2 separate regions of the Homo sapiens genome follow, and region 1 is linked to region 2. Evidence: chromatin contacts called from ENCODE POLR2A ChIA-PET data. All regions are on one chromosome and are shown on one strand. The core of a region is the stretch at or near the end of the contact, and the rest is flanking DNA. Distances in the headings are between cores, read along the strand shown.

Region 1 (6,712 bases), core at 3,415-5,914, 270 kb after region 2:
GAGCTAGAAGCTCAAGTTTGGAGAGCAGTTAACCAAGCTTCCCGTCCTTCCTCACTGCAGACGTCCAGCCCAGAGCTCCTGAGAAAGAAGTTGGAGGGCTTTTTTGTTTTTAAACTTGTGCTGGGCAGGACTTACTAAGTTCTGAACTGAAACGAGTGGTTTTCATTCCTATGAGTGACACACCCAGCCATGAATTTCATCCAAGGCCTTGGAAGGTAAAAATGAAGTTGTTTATAATTAATTATCTCCTGTTATGGAGTAAATGTTTGCATACTCCAAAATTCATATGTTGAAATCCTGAACCCCAATCTGGTGATATTAGGAGATGGGGTATTTGGGAGGTGATTGGGTCATGAGGATGGAGACCTCATGAATGGTACTGGTGTTCTTATAAAAGAGACCTCAGGGAAAAAAAAGAAAATAAAAAAGCGACCCCAGAGAGATCTCTTGATCCTTCCACCATGTGAGGACACAGCCAGAAGATGGCCGTCTATGAACAGGAAGCAGGCCCCCATTAGATGCTGAGTTTACCAGTGCATTGATCTTACACTTCCCAGCCTCTAGAACTTTCAGAAACAGATTTCTGCTGTTTATAAGCCACCCAGTCTACGGTATTCAATTATGGCAGCCTGAACTGACTCAGACATATCCCAGAAGTTGCACCTGTTCCAAGTGGTTAAATTTTTGTTACTTAGCCTCCTTAAGAACAAAGCTCGTGACTTCCTCTGTATCTGTTGCTTCTGTACCAGAGTCTGGCATGTGGAGACACTGAGTACATGTTCTCTCTTTGTGCATAAACTCTGTTTACTTCCTCATCAAGCACTCCAGCTGGAACTCAGCAAGCAAACACAAGGCGTGCTTCACAGCCCTGGGCCTGGAGGCTAGTGCAGCAAAGGGTGAGACGTTCTGTGCCCTTCCTATGGGGATAGGTAGGGAGTGAAACTTTTACCCTGCCACCTCCTTTCCCCCATCAGCAGAGATTAACAGAATGGACATTCTGTAGACTGGATAGGAAAATGGAGCTAAAAGTTACTTATCTTGCAAAAATGTCATAATCTCCCCAAAGCTAGTAAGCAATTCTCTGTGTCTCTGTCCAAACGCTTGGGACACTAAGGCGGATTGTTTTTTTTTTTTTTTTTTTTTTAAACTCAAAAAAGAAGAAATGTTTACAAGGGAAAATCTACCAAATGTGACTTCTCCATACTGATCACCCATTAAGGCAGGGGGTAGACTCTACCACAAATGGTGGTTTTCAAAGTTGAGTGTGCATCAGAATCCTATGGAAGCCTCGCTAAAACGGACTGCTGGCCCTCACCTCTTGAGTTTCTGAGTCAACAGGTCTGGGTGGGGCCAAATAATTTTCATTTTGGACATGTTTCCAGGTGACGCCGATGCTGCTGGCCTGCAGAACACACTTTAGAGCCCCTGAGTGAGACATAGGAGATTTGCTGGGATTCAAAATCACTCTTAAATTAACCACCCTAAAATTTTTAAAGTGTCTGAAAAATACCCTGAAAATAACTCTTTGCCCACCCTCCTCACCTCTGGCTAAATACCTGAGAGAGGTTTTCCAGGAGTTTCTTGCCCAAATCATTCCAGGCCCTTGCCCTGAAGCCTGCCTCGTTGTAATCACTGCATTCTCTCTGGTCTTCATATGACTTCCAGTCCATCTCAAGAATAATGCTGAAATTAGAGAAACTCCAAGACATGAAGTCATCAGCACACTTCTGGTTCTATGTAATGATGAAAGGCAGACAGGTCAGCCCTAGTGGGGAAGCTCAGGGTTTTCCAAAGCTTTGGGATGAGGAAGCTGCATCCCAAAAGAGGGTCCTCTGAGATGGTTCTCAAGGATACGGCAGGGCCTACCTGTTGGTAGGAGGAACAAAAAGGGTCTTCTGGCCTACAGTCTTTTTCAAAGACTCATCTGGGTGACTTCCTTGCCTTCTACTCACAGAGCTGGTGTGATAAAATACGCATGGGGCTGCCTCCCCCATAGGACCCTCCCCAACCCCTTCTCCCCACCATGGGAACTCAAGTGGAATATAAGAGTGGCACCCAAAGGAGGAGAGACATGAAGATTCCCACAAGTTCTGTACTCAGCCTCACAGAGAAGCCTCTATCCATTGAGCACATTTGTGCCTCAGTTTATAATCAGTGTGGTCCTAAGGCAGTGGGTCTCAATGCTGAATCTTAGAATTCTAGAATCACCAGAGGGAGCTTTCAAAAAATACCCATGCTTGAAACCAGCTCACCCAGACAGGCATCTGTAAAAAAAGAGGGGTGGGGAGGTTTAAAGAGAAATGGAAGCAAATGTCCACGAAAGGATGTGTAAAATGAACAATGCTTACTGTATGCATATAGCAAAAAAGTAGAAACAGGAGAATGGAAAAATAAATTGTAGTTAATTATTGGGAAGAGACTGAAGGCGACTTTCTAGAATGCTCAAAATGTATATCTTGATCTGTGTGTGTATGTATCTGTATCTGTGAAAATAAGCAGATATAGATGTAGATATAGATACAGATATGGTTTGACTGTGTCCTCACCCAAATGTCAACTTTTTTTTTTTTTTTAGATGGAGTCTTACTGTATCACTCTGTTGCCCAGGCTGGAGTGCAGTGGCGTGATCTCGGTTCACTGCAACCTCCGCCTCCTGGGTTCAAGCGATTATCCTGCCTCAGCCTCCCGAGTAGCTAGGACTACAGGTACAGGCCACCACGCCTGGCTAATTTTTGTATTTTTAGTAGAGAGAGGGTTTCACCATGTTGGCCAGGCTGGTCTTGAACTCCTGACCTCAAGTGATCTGCCTGCCTTGGCCTCCCAAAGTGCTGGGATTACACCTGTGAGCCACCATGCCCAGCCCCAAATCTCATCTTGAATTGTAGCTCCCATAATCCCCACGTGTCATGGAAGTGAGCCAGTGGGAGGTAATTGAATCATGGGGGTGGGTTTTTCTTGTGCTGTTCTCATGATAGTGAGTAAGTCTCACGACATCTGATGGTTTTATAAAGGGCAGTTCCCCTCCACTTGCTGTCTTGCCTGCTGCCATGTAAGACGTGCCTTTGTTCTTCCTTTACCTTCTGCCATGATTGTGAGACTTTCCCAGCCATATGGTACTATAAGTCTATTAAACCTCTTTCTCTTTATAAATTACCCACTCTTGGGTATTTCTTCATAGCAGTATGAAAATGGACTAATACATATATAATACATAATAATTAACACATAAGCTATACTCAAGATTAACACACTTCCCACACTTTACATGGTTTATGCCTTGATCAACAGAAACAATGCCAGTGCTCAAGCCCTACTTCAGAGATTGTCATTTAATTGAATATTTTCCAAGCTTCCTGATGATTCTCTTATGCAATCAATGTTGAGAAACACCGTCTCAGAAGATAGGGCCACCTTGGTCTGGGCCTGAGGCTAGAGAAACAAAAAGAGGCCTTGTAGGCCATCTAAGACTGGCTGGACTCATCAGGGTTTTGCCATAGTACACACTTGTTTGGAATTTCCTCTGCACACGCACCCTTTGGGGACTGGTAGTGGTACCTGACTGGTCAGGGGTCTTCTCATTGATCTTGTTAATTTGTGGCAATGCTCAGCAGAGAGGATACTGGGATTTGTGGGGGGCATCCCCACAGCCCTCAGGTTGTGAATGCAGCCACTGGTATCATGAACAGTGCTTTAAAAGGAGAGCAAGGCTCCAGTCTTGGGGGAGAATCCAGCAAGTGCAATCTGAAGCTGGCAGAGAAAGGGACCCATGGCAAGAGAGAGACAGGTCTCGCTCTTAGAACCCTCCCACCACGAGAGCACCTGCATTTCCCTTTTTTTTTTTTTTTTTTTTGGTGGTGGAGTCCTGCTCTGTTGCCCAGACTGGAGTGCAGTGGCAAGATCTTGGCCCACTGCAACCTCCACCTCTCAGGTTCAAGCTATTTTCTTGCCTTAGCCTCCTGAGTAGCTGGGATTACAGGCACACACCACCATACCCGGCTAATTTCATATTTTTAGTAGAGACGGGGTTTCACCATGTTTGCTAGGCTGCTCTTGAACTCCTGACTTCAGGTGATCCACCCGCCTCTGCCTCCCAAAGTGCTGGGATTACAGGTGTGAGCCACCATGCCCATCACACCTGCACTTCTTGTAAAGAGAAGCAGTTCCTGCATTGGGAGAAAATGTGCTAATCTGGATCTGGGGCTGATACTGATTTTGAGAGCCAGCTCGCCCCCCCTTAAAAACATTTGGGGTTTGGGTTGGCAGAAGACAGCATTTGCTATGACCAGCTTTTTCCTCCTTCTCCTATTTCTCAGCCAGGGCTCGGGGGCTTGTGTGCTTCCAAGTCTTAATTATGATCCTGGATTTGAGGAATTCAGGGGGTGGATTCACACAGGATGGGGGAGTTATCAGTGAGCAGACAGAGGAGAAATACAAGGATTAATAACACGGAATAAATCATGGTTAATTACTGGGAAGAGACTGAAGGCAACTTCAGCGGGTGTATCATCTTATTGGATGGAATTGGAGGGGGAAATTTAATGTAATTGTCACAAACACAAGGCCAAGAAAAAATATTACAAGTTCAGTTCCTTGAACTTTCTGTTTCTAGGAAGTGTGTTGTTCATTAGCTGTGGGAGAAACACAGTCACAGCTGGCGAAAGCTTTCAGAATTTATGTGCAGACAGAAAATGCTGGAAGTCATGACTGAGTCTTTCTCAATAAGGAAGTGGTCTGAAGTTTGTGAAGAATGTGGAGGGTCAACCAGTGCCTGAGAGGCTGGGGAAAGGTGAGGTTTTATGAAGAATTTAGGAAAAGTCTTAGGATTCTCTCTGGCCTCCAGTTAGAAGCAGCAATTTCACCATTGGCAGTTTCAGTTGAAAAATATTTGGAGGGTGGATTTCCCAGCTATGATGTTATAAAAATAAGTGAAGGGAGGGAGTCAGGAGGAGACAGTTTAACGTTGTTAAGAGTTTAGACTCAAAAAAAAAAAAAAAAAAAAAAAAAAAGGCCAGGTGCAGTGGTTCACACCTATAATCCCAGCACTTTGGGAAGCTGAGGCGGACAGATCACCTGAGGTCAGGAGTTTGAGACCAGCTGGCCAATATGGTGAAACCCCATCTCTACTAAAAATACAAAAATTAGCCGGGCGTGGTAGTTCGTGCCTGTAATCTCAGCTACTCAGGAGGCTGAGGCAGGAGAATTGCTTGAACCTGGGAGGCGGAAGTTGTAGTGAGCCAAGATCTCGCCACTGCACTCCAGCCTGGACCACAGACCACAGCAAGACTCCGTTTCAATAATAATAATAGTAATAAAAAAGAGTTCAGACTCTGGTATATGGCTTGTGGCTGTCTGAGTTTGCTGTTCCCTTGTGCAATTTGCTAGCTGTGCCACCTTAAGCAAGTGATATCACCTTGTTAGACTTTTTACCTTCAATATGGGGCACCCTACTCACAAGCTGGGGCGCAGGGATTTTTAAACAAATAAGATGAACAGAAGAAGCATCCTCTCAGGAAGAACCTGAGGCTGGAGGTGCCACTGGAGAAGATTTATAGTTTTTCCAGACTAAAAGAATTGTTCAAGTTATTTGTTGTTTGTTTGCTTGTTTTTGTTTCTGCAGCCTAAAATAAAACTTTCAAATACAATAAAAAAAAAAAAAAAAAGAATTGCAGATGCTTCTCTCAAAACCCAAGAAAGCCAAGTAAAAATTAATGTTTTTCAAATATGAAAGATCAAAACAGGGACCAGACATCAAGTATTGCTCTGAGACGGGCCTGAATCAATTTATGAGTTAATTTTTCCAAGGTTAAGGATATGCCCAGAAGGAAAAATACGGAATCACAGACACAGTCCGTGTGGTCTGTGCCTTTCTCCAAAGATGACTTCCAGGACTTCACTATTTAAAGGGGAAAAGCTGCTGGAGGGGAAAAAGGGAGGGTCTGGAAATCCACAAGTTGCAAGGGAAAAGGAGAAGGTAGGGGAATAGTCAATTATGGATTTGTTTTGCAATCAGTAACTCAGTGTTTACATAAGATAAGGCGAAAGTGGAGTAGCTGCCTGTGGAGATATTTAACCTTTTATCTGTGCTATCTGTTTAGGAACAAAAGGAAAGGCAGTTTCATTGTATGACTCAGCTTTTAGCCGTTTTTTTGTTTGTTTGTTTTTTTTTTTTTTTTGAGAAGAGTCTGGCTCTGTCGCCCAGGCTGGAGTGCAGTGGCGCAATCTCAGCTCACTGCAGGCCATTCTCCTGCCTCAGCCTCCCTAGTAGCTGGGACTACAGGCGCCCGCCACCACGCCCGGCTAATTTTTTGTATTTTTATTAGAGACGGGGTTTCACCGTGTTAGCCAGGATGGTCTCGATCTCCTTACCTCGTGATCCGCCCATCTCGGCCTCCCAAAGTGCTGGGATTACAGGTGTGAGCCACGGCGCCCGGCCGAGGTCCTGAGTTTTCATTTCCTTTCACAGCATTAAGTAGTGGCCATGACCCAACCCCTCTCTGAGGCAGTTTCTCCCACCACCATGGGGACATGTCCTGGATGGGTGTGACACTCCGAGGGAATTTGACTCTAGCTCCCCAAAGAGGTAAGGAGCTGGACTTCTTAGTTCCCTTCTCTCTACTCATCCCCTCCAACCTCCCCCTTGGCCGCTGTGGTTAATCTCCCTCCACACACACATGCACACACAGGTACTAATGAAGTCCTAGTTTGTGAGTGA
Region 2 (6,819 bases), core at 3,852-6,351:
TCCTCCTGGGCTCAAGCAATCCTCCAGCCTCAGTCTCCCAAAGTGCTGGGATTACAGGCATGAGCCACCGCACCCAGCCCTCCTTTCCCTTTTAGGGAGTTGTGTGGAAGTCCCTTCGGATCATTTTTACTTACATCTCATTGGCCAGAGCTGTCCCATGGCCAGCTTTATCTTCAGTGGAAGCTAGGATACATAATTTTTTTCAGGTGGGCATGTTGCCATCCCCAACCAAATAAGGATTCTGTTAGTTTGGAAGAGGGGGAGAATAGATATTGAGAAGACCACTCAGCGTCCCCACCACACACTCCCAGGCAGAACCAACTATTCTACAGCATGTTGTTCTTTCCTCTATTATTGCTATTTTTGGTTTGTATTGTAATTTATGTGTTCACATGGCTGTTTGCATTACTTGACCAAGAAGTCTCATGAGCAGACACTGTGTCTGATTTATTTCTCCATCCCCAGTGCTCAGCATAGTGCCTGATACAGAGAAGGTGTTTGCATGAAGTTAGATGGATGAATGTCTAAATAAACTTTGAAATAAGAGCATGATCGATGCACTTCCCAGAGCGAGAGTTCCTTTCTGTTTTCTTGTGAGGATGATCTATTGGGGTTAGGTACATTTTATAAGACCATTTGGCCATGATTGCAACCTCATCTCCAGTAAATTAAACCTACACAGCTGCAGTGTGTCACCTTTCCTTATGGCTTATTACAGTTTGCTTTTTGCTCAGAAGGAACTGAGCAAGCAGGTTAGAGGCTGTTATGTGCACCTGCCACAGCCTACGGATCCTCAATTAACCTTGCGTGTAAATTACACTTCCTGCCCATTCTTTATTTTTAGCACAGCAACATCTACTTGGCTCTTCCAGAGAAGACTGCATTAGATTTCAGTCATGAAACTACAAAACAGTGGCGTCTGCAGCCTGGCTGGGATGACTGTTGTTAACCCCATGACACTCTGTTCCTTGCGAAGCTGCTTTGCCCCAGGACTCAGGTTTTCCTGAGAAAGAGAGCAGCCTGGACTGACCACACCCTCAGAGCCTGGCCCAAGGCCACATGTGAACTTATAGAAAAATCTGCTATTGGATCTGACATAAACTCTCCATTTCCTTCATTCATTGCATTTGGGTTGAAACTCAGTTGTTGTTATCACAAAGGTTTCATTTCGTTCCTTTTTTTTCTCTCCCTCTCTCTTCGTTCCTTCTCAGTTACACAGTATCATGACCCAAATCTTTAGCACCTGAACCATATAGCGCAGAGCCTTGAAACCCATAGGGCCAGGGCACCCCGTGGAGACAGGCCAGCCAGTGGGCATCAGGTCGCAGAGAATTCTTAACCACTTAAGGTTGCTTCACTGGAAGAAGTGAGTTACTGAGAGACAGCCATTTTCGGTTTTAGTCAGCCATTTTTATCACGATCTTGTTTGTTTTAGAATCCCCTGTAGTGCCTAGCTCGGAGTCCAACCAAACAAGCTCCATAAATGTTGATTTTGAATTTAAATAGATGTTGGGGTGCTCCCATTTCCCCTTCACTAGACACATGGGAAGCTGAGGCCCTGGCCCCTCTTTCATGCCACAGCCTGGGAGATGCTGCCTTCTCAGCAGAAAGCCTCAGGAGGTATTTTGAAAAGGGAATTTGTTGTTTTCATTCTGGTTAGATAAGTTACAAACTAATTTTTTAAACTGGGAAAATATTGAAAATTGTTTTTTAAAAATGAAATCACCTTTAATTCCATTACTCAGAGACAACTATCACTGACATTTTTCTGTTTTTTCAGTCTTAATTCTCATGAAGGTGTGCCCTGTTTCCCTCCAGATTTCTCAGAGGATTCAGGATTAGGGAAGGGAGGAGAGGGTGCCTTATGTTCTTTCTAATCGTTTAGCTTTGGGTATTATTGGGATATATATAAATACATTAACACACATATAAATATATGTGTATATATATTATATAACTGGCATATACATTATTGGGATATATATTAGTAGGATGTATATATATATATGTGTGTATACATATGTGTGTGTGTGTGTGTGTGTGTGTGTGTGTATATATGTAAAATGTATACACACTTCTATTTGACCTGTACCAGTTCATTATTACCACAATAATGCTAACTAACACGCCCTCAAATTCAGTGGCTTAAACCCAAAGTCATTTATTCTTGCCCACACTTCTGTGAGTAGGCTGGGTATTTGCTGATCTAGGCTGGGCTTAGCTGAGTGGCTCTAATTTCAGGTGCTTCTGAACTATATAGCTGAGAGCCCTGAAACCCATAGGGCCAGGGCACACTGTGCCTATCTATGGGTTTGCCTCAGGTCTATTCCATGTGTGTTCTTTCTGTGGTCCAGGCTGAAGGGGCAGCAGCTGCCCAGATAAGTTATTGTCTTGGCATTGGAAGGGGTGCAAGAGGACAAGCTCAACTGGGCAAGCACTTTTCAAGCCTCTGCTTGTGTCTTATCTGCTCACATCCTATTGGCTAAAGCAGGTCACATGGCTGCGGCCAGTGCCAAGGGACTGGGAAGTGTAACCCATCTACCATAAGCCTAGAGCAAATCACATGGTCAAGATTGACATCAGTGGCTTGGGGAAGCATGTACTCTTCCCATGGAAGTAAGGGAGGAAGGAAGGGAATATTTTTGAGAATAATGTAATCTTTTTTTTTTTTTTTTGAGATGGAGTCACACTCTGTTGCCCAGGCTGAAGTGCAGTGGTGCAATCTGGGCTCGCTGCAGCCTTGCAGCCTCTGTCTCCTGGGTTCAAGCGGTTCTCCTGCCTCAGCCTCTAGAGTAGTTGGGATTACAGGTGTGCACCACCATGCCCAGCTAATTTTTGTATTTTTAGTAGAGACGGGCTTTCACCATGTTGATCAGGCCAGTCCCAAACTCCTAACCTCAGGTATACGCCTGCCTCGGCCTCCCAAAGTGCTGAGATTACAGGCATGAGTCATCGCAACCGGCCCAAGAATAATATAATCTACTGCACACCCTAAATATCTGCTAAAGTACTCTGTACTTTGAGATTTAAATCAAATCTGCTCAGGCCAGGTGTGGTGGCTCATGCCTGTAATCACACCTCAAATAAATAAATAAATAAATAAATAAAACCTGCTCAGAGCCCACCTGGTTGGTAGTATCATCCAGTCTACACAGGGAACCTCTAGTCCAGAGCTCCTCTACTCATTGAATTAATTCAGTTTCTGGATAATGTGACTGTCTCGTGTGTTGTTCCTATTTCACACTCATGTCTCTTTACTTACTCCCCCCAAAATAATTTACACAGATGTGTGTAGAAGATTTTGCTGAACATCTGGACCAGCAAAGAAGTTTTACATCTTTATGTTCGTATCTCTAGATTGGCCAGCCCCCTCTCCATAAATTCTCTTTGCGTCTCGCCCACACACAGCCTCTCAAGTTAAAGCTTGCTGAAGAATTCACTCTTGTCTCCAAAATTCTGAAAGTCTTATCTTGGCTGGGCCACACCTTTGCGCAACTTAGCTCAGCTTTTTAAATTCATTCAATGTAGGTGTATTGAGCATTTGTGCCCTCTGTCTGAGGAATTTATAATCTAGTAGGGGAAATTAATAATGTATGTTACTATTTGGGGCCAGAAAATTCTTTGCTGTAGGGTGCCATCCGGTGCACTGTGGGATGTTTACCAGCATCCCTGGCCTCTACCCACTATGTGCCAGTAACACCAGTCCCACCCCCTTGAGCTTTGGACAACCAAAATATCTCTAGACATTGCTGAATATCCCCTGAGGGACAAGATCACCTCAGTTGAGAGCCACTGCTCTAATATATGGTAGACTTGATAAGACTTCTGATAAAACAAAATAATGTGCTAAGAAATGTTCAGAGGGAAGCGATGTTATTTCCTGGCAGTGAAATCTGTGAACACCTCATGACAGGTGGCATCTGAGCTGAGACTTCAAGAATGGTTGGGAGTTTGAGTTGAGTTTCCTAGAGGAGGAAAAGACATGGGGTACATGTGGGCAAATAAGAGTGGCTCTATTTGACTAATGCATGAAGTGAAATAGGCATGTTGTTAGAGTGGAGCTGATAGGTACTGGGAGGCTAGATACCATGGGGACTTATAAGCTGTAGGACTTCTACTTTTACCCTGAGTGAAATGACAAATATTTCAGAGCTGTGTTCATTTGGAGGAGGTTAATTTGGATATAGGGCTTGCCTTCATAACCCAAAGTAATTGCTGCAAAGATTATCCCTCCAGAGGTCACTTTTCTGACACCCAGGAAGGAAACAGAAAGGCCATCTGAGGGGCACAGTATGTCGCTAAATAAATTCATGCCTGGATCTTGGTGTTCCTTACCTTTCAGAAAACCCCACTCTGAACTCCTTATTTTAGGTCTAAGTCTAATGGCCAGTTCCCGAGAGCAGATTAAAAGATGGAAAAAGAGGGCCAGGCACGGTGGCTCACGCCTGTAGTCTCAGCACTTTGGGAGCCTGAGGCAGGAGGATTGCTTAAGCCCAGGAGTTCAAGACCCACGCAGGCAACATAGTAAGACCTCACCTCTACAAAAAAAAATTAAAAATTAGCTGGGCATGGTGGTGTGTGCCTTTAGTCCCAGCTCCTTGGGAAGCTGAGGTGGGAGGATTGCTTGAGCCCAAGAGGTAGAGGCTGCAGTGAGCTATGATCGTACCACTACACTCCAGCCTGGGTGACAGAGTGAGACTCTATCTCAAAAAAAAAAAAAAAAAAAAAAAAAAAAAAAAAAAAGATGGAAAAGGAGGAAGGCAAGGGAGGGGACTTATATAGGCAGACACAGACTCAGCAGCAAAGCTTCCAGCACAACAGAGGGGAAAGAGACCAAAAGAAAAAATGAATGAATGAGTGATTGAATGAATGAACCAATGAATAAATTCAGATCAAATAATTCAAGAGGCACAGCAATCTAGAGTTTTAGCAAGAGAACATTTATCCCTTCATTCTTCCTGAAGACATTGCTGCATATCAGTGCCATCCTACTCTGCCAATATATGTAATGTTTAACAAGGTGGGGGATGTGGAGAACACTTTAGATCCCATGTGGTAAGAGTTGCTCAATGGTTAGGAACAGGGTCTAGAGTCAGAGCACCTGGCTTGAATCCTTGCTTCAAGGCTCTGTGGCACTAAAGCCTGCTTTACTAGGTTACTTCACCTTGCCAAGCCCTACTGATCTCATCGGTAAAATGGGGATTCCCTACTCACAGGGTCATTGGGAAGTTTGGATAAAATAATCCACATGAATTCTTAGCTCAGTTCCTGGCACAGAATAAGTGCTCAGTAAATACTGGTGGTAATTATTATCATTTCACTGAAAGAATATGGCTGTTGAGACTTTCCCCAAATCATAGCTGCAGCTGCTATTCTGGAATATTTCCAGAGTCTCCTGGCAGTGCTGAAATTTCCCTTTTATAAAATACATAGGATGGCTGTGAAAATTGAGGAAAGTTCCAAAAGGCAGGGGCAGTTGCATCTGTCTTCTTCATTTCCCTTCTTTTTGGCAGTAGAATCCAGACCACAGAGGGAGAGGACACCAGGCTCCCAAGGGTACTGGCCACCAGCTATTTCTTGGCAACATACTTCCTTTGAGCAAGAATGGCCCTTTACTTTTTGACCAACCTGAGAGAGCACTTACTCTGAGCCGGTCAGGAGAATATGAAGCTATTTTCCTTCTGATGTTATGTCCTATGCTATGTAAATATAATCTCCCTCCAAATAAGAAAGGTGCACATGCATGGTGTTGGCAGGGAAACATCGAAACATATTGCATAGTGGTGGCTGTGAACCAGTGGAGGCAGTGCTGTGTTGATTTCCCTTGACCAATGTCTGCCCAGTGGCAGAGCTGGAAACACAAGATGCTGTGTAATGTAAAACCTTGGCCTGGCTCCTCAGCGTAATGTAAAACAAAGGCTGCCAGGAAGGTACAAATCGCCCAACAGGAAGGAGCTGCTCTCTTGCCCGTGGATGGCAGGACAATAAAGTAACTTGTCCTTTGTTTGTGTGTTTTCCAGGCTGGAGCAAGAAATACAAACGCTAGAAAGTGAAGAGTCCCAGATATCTGCCAAAGAGCAAATCATCCTAGAGAAACTGAAGGAAACAGAAAAATCCTTCAAGGACTTTCAGAAGGTGAAGAAAACCAAAACGATTTCTCAAAGTTATTTCCATGGGGAAGTAGGGCCTAGCAAAATGGTGCTAACTGGGAAACAGGCCAGTGGGCATTGATGAGAAATCTGAGCCACGAACTCTATGAAATGAGGGGCAGATGTGTGAGGACCAGGGGCCATCCTGAAGCTAAGCATGACATATCTTTGGGTGTGGGACCATCTGGCCTGCTGCAAGGCATAGGGAAGAGTCATTAGATTACCCCATCTGCCTGCTCTCCGGATCCCTGATATGCCTTGTGCCTGAAAAGCCTTCTCTTATTGGACTCTAGAATTCTAAAACCAATTCTGATGAAGCAGAATAAACATGCTCTTTGTGGCTTTAATTATAGTTTGCTTTTTGAGTCTTTCATTATAAAAAGGCCAGAAGCAACACCTTATGAAGTGGACAAGAATTCCAAATACAAAGAGTGTAAATACATGACATTTTACTGTATATAGAAACAGATGGTGCCTGTAATCCCAGCACTTTGGGAGGCCGGGGCGGGTGGATCACGAGGTCAGGAGATCGAGACCATCCTGGCTAACGTGGTGAAACCCTGTCTGTACTAAAAAATACAAAAAAATTAGCCAGGTGCGGTGGCAGGCGCCTGTAATCCCAGCTACTGAGGAGGCTGAGGCAGAAGAATGGCATAAACCTGGGAGGCGG

Evidence for each region. ChIA-PET counts read pairs that join two places held with the same protein, here RNA polymerase II (POLR2A).
Region 1: POLR2A ChIA-PET joins it to region 2 with 29 read pairs in activated CD4-positive, alpha-beta T cell. The contact joins two enhancer-like sites. POLR2A ChIA-PET finds 5 or more read pairs at or near these places in 2 of 52 experiments (GM12878 and activated CD4-positive, alpha-beta T cell).

The regions. Positions count from the first base shown.
Region 1 is chr9:110,188,412-110,195,123 of GRCh38, forward strand. No RefSeq gene overlaps it. Among named protein-coding and RNA genes, the nearest start is that of C9orf152, 16 kb to the right of the region's middle. Within about 2 kb of position 4,665, at least 15 of the 41 ENCODE cell types and tissues checked have a DNase peak (open chromatin) inside an H3K27ac peak, as active enhancers do.
Region 2 is chr9:109,917,715-109,924,533 of GRCh38, forward strand. PALM2AKAP2 (PALM2 and AKAP2 fusion) reads left to right here. Exons shown (of 11, transcript NM_007203.5): 4 at 6,021-6,135. Among named protein-coding and RNA genes, the nearest start is that of PALM2AKAP2, 140 kb to the left of the region's middle. RefSeq lists enhancers at 805-854, 1,095-1,264, 1,375-1,444. Within about 2 kb of position 5,102, at least 3 of the 41 ENCODE cell types and tissues checked have a DNase peak (open chromatin) inside an H3K27ac peak, as active enhancers do.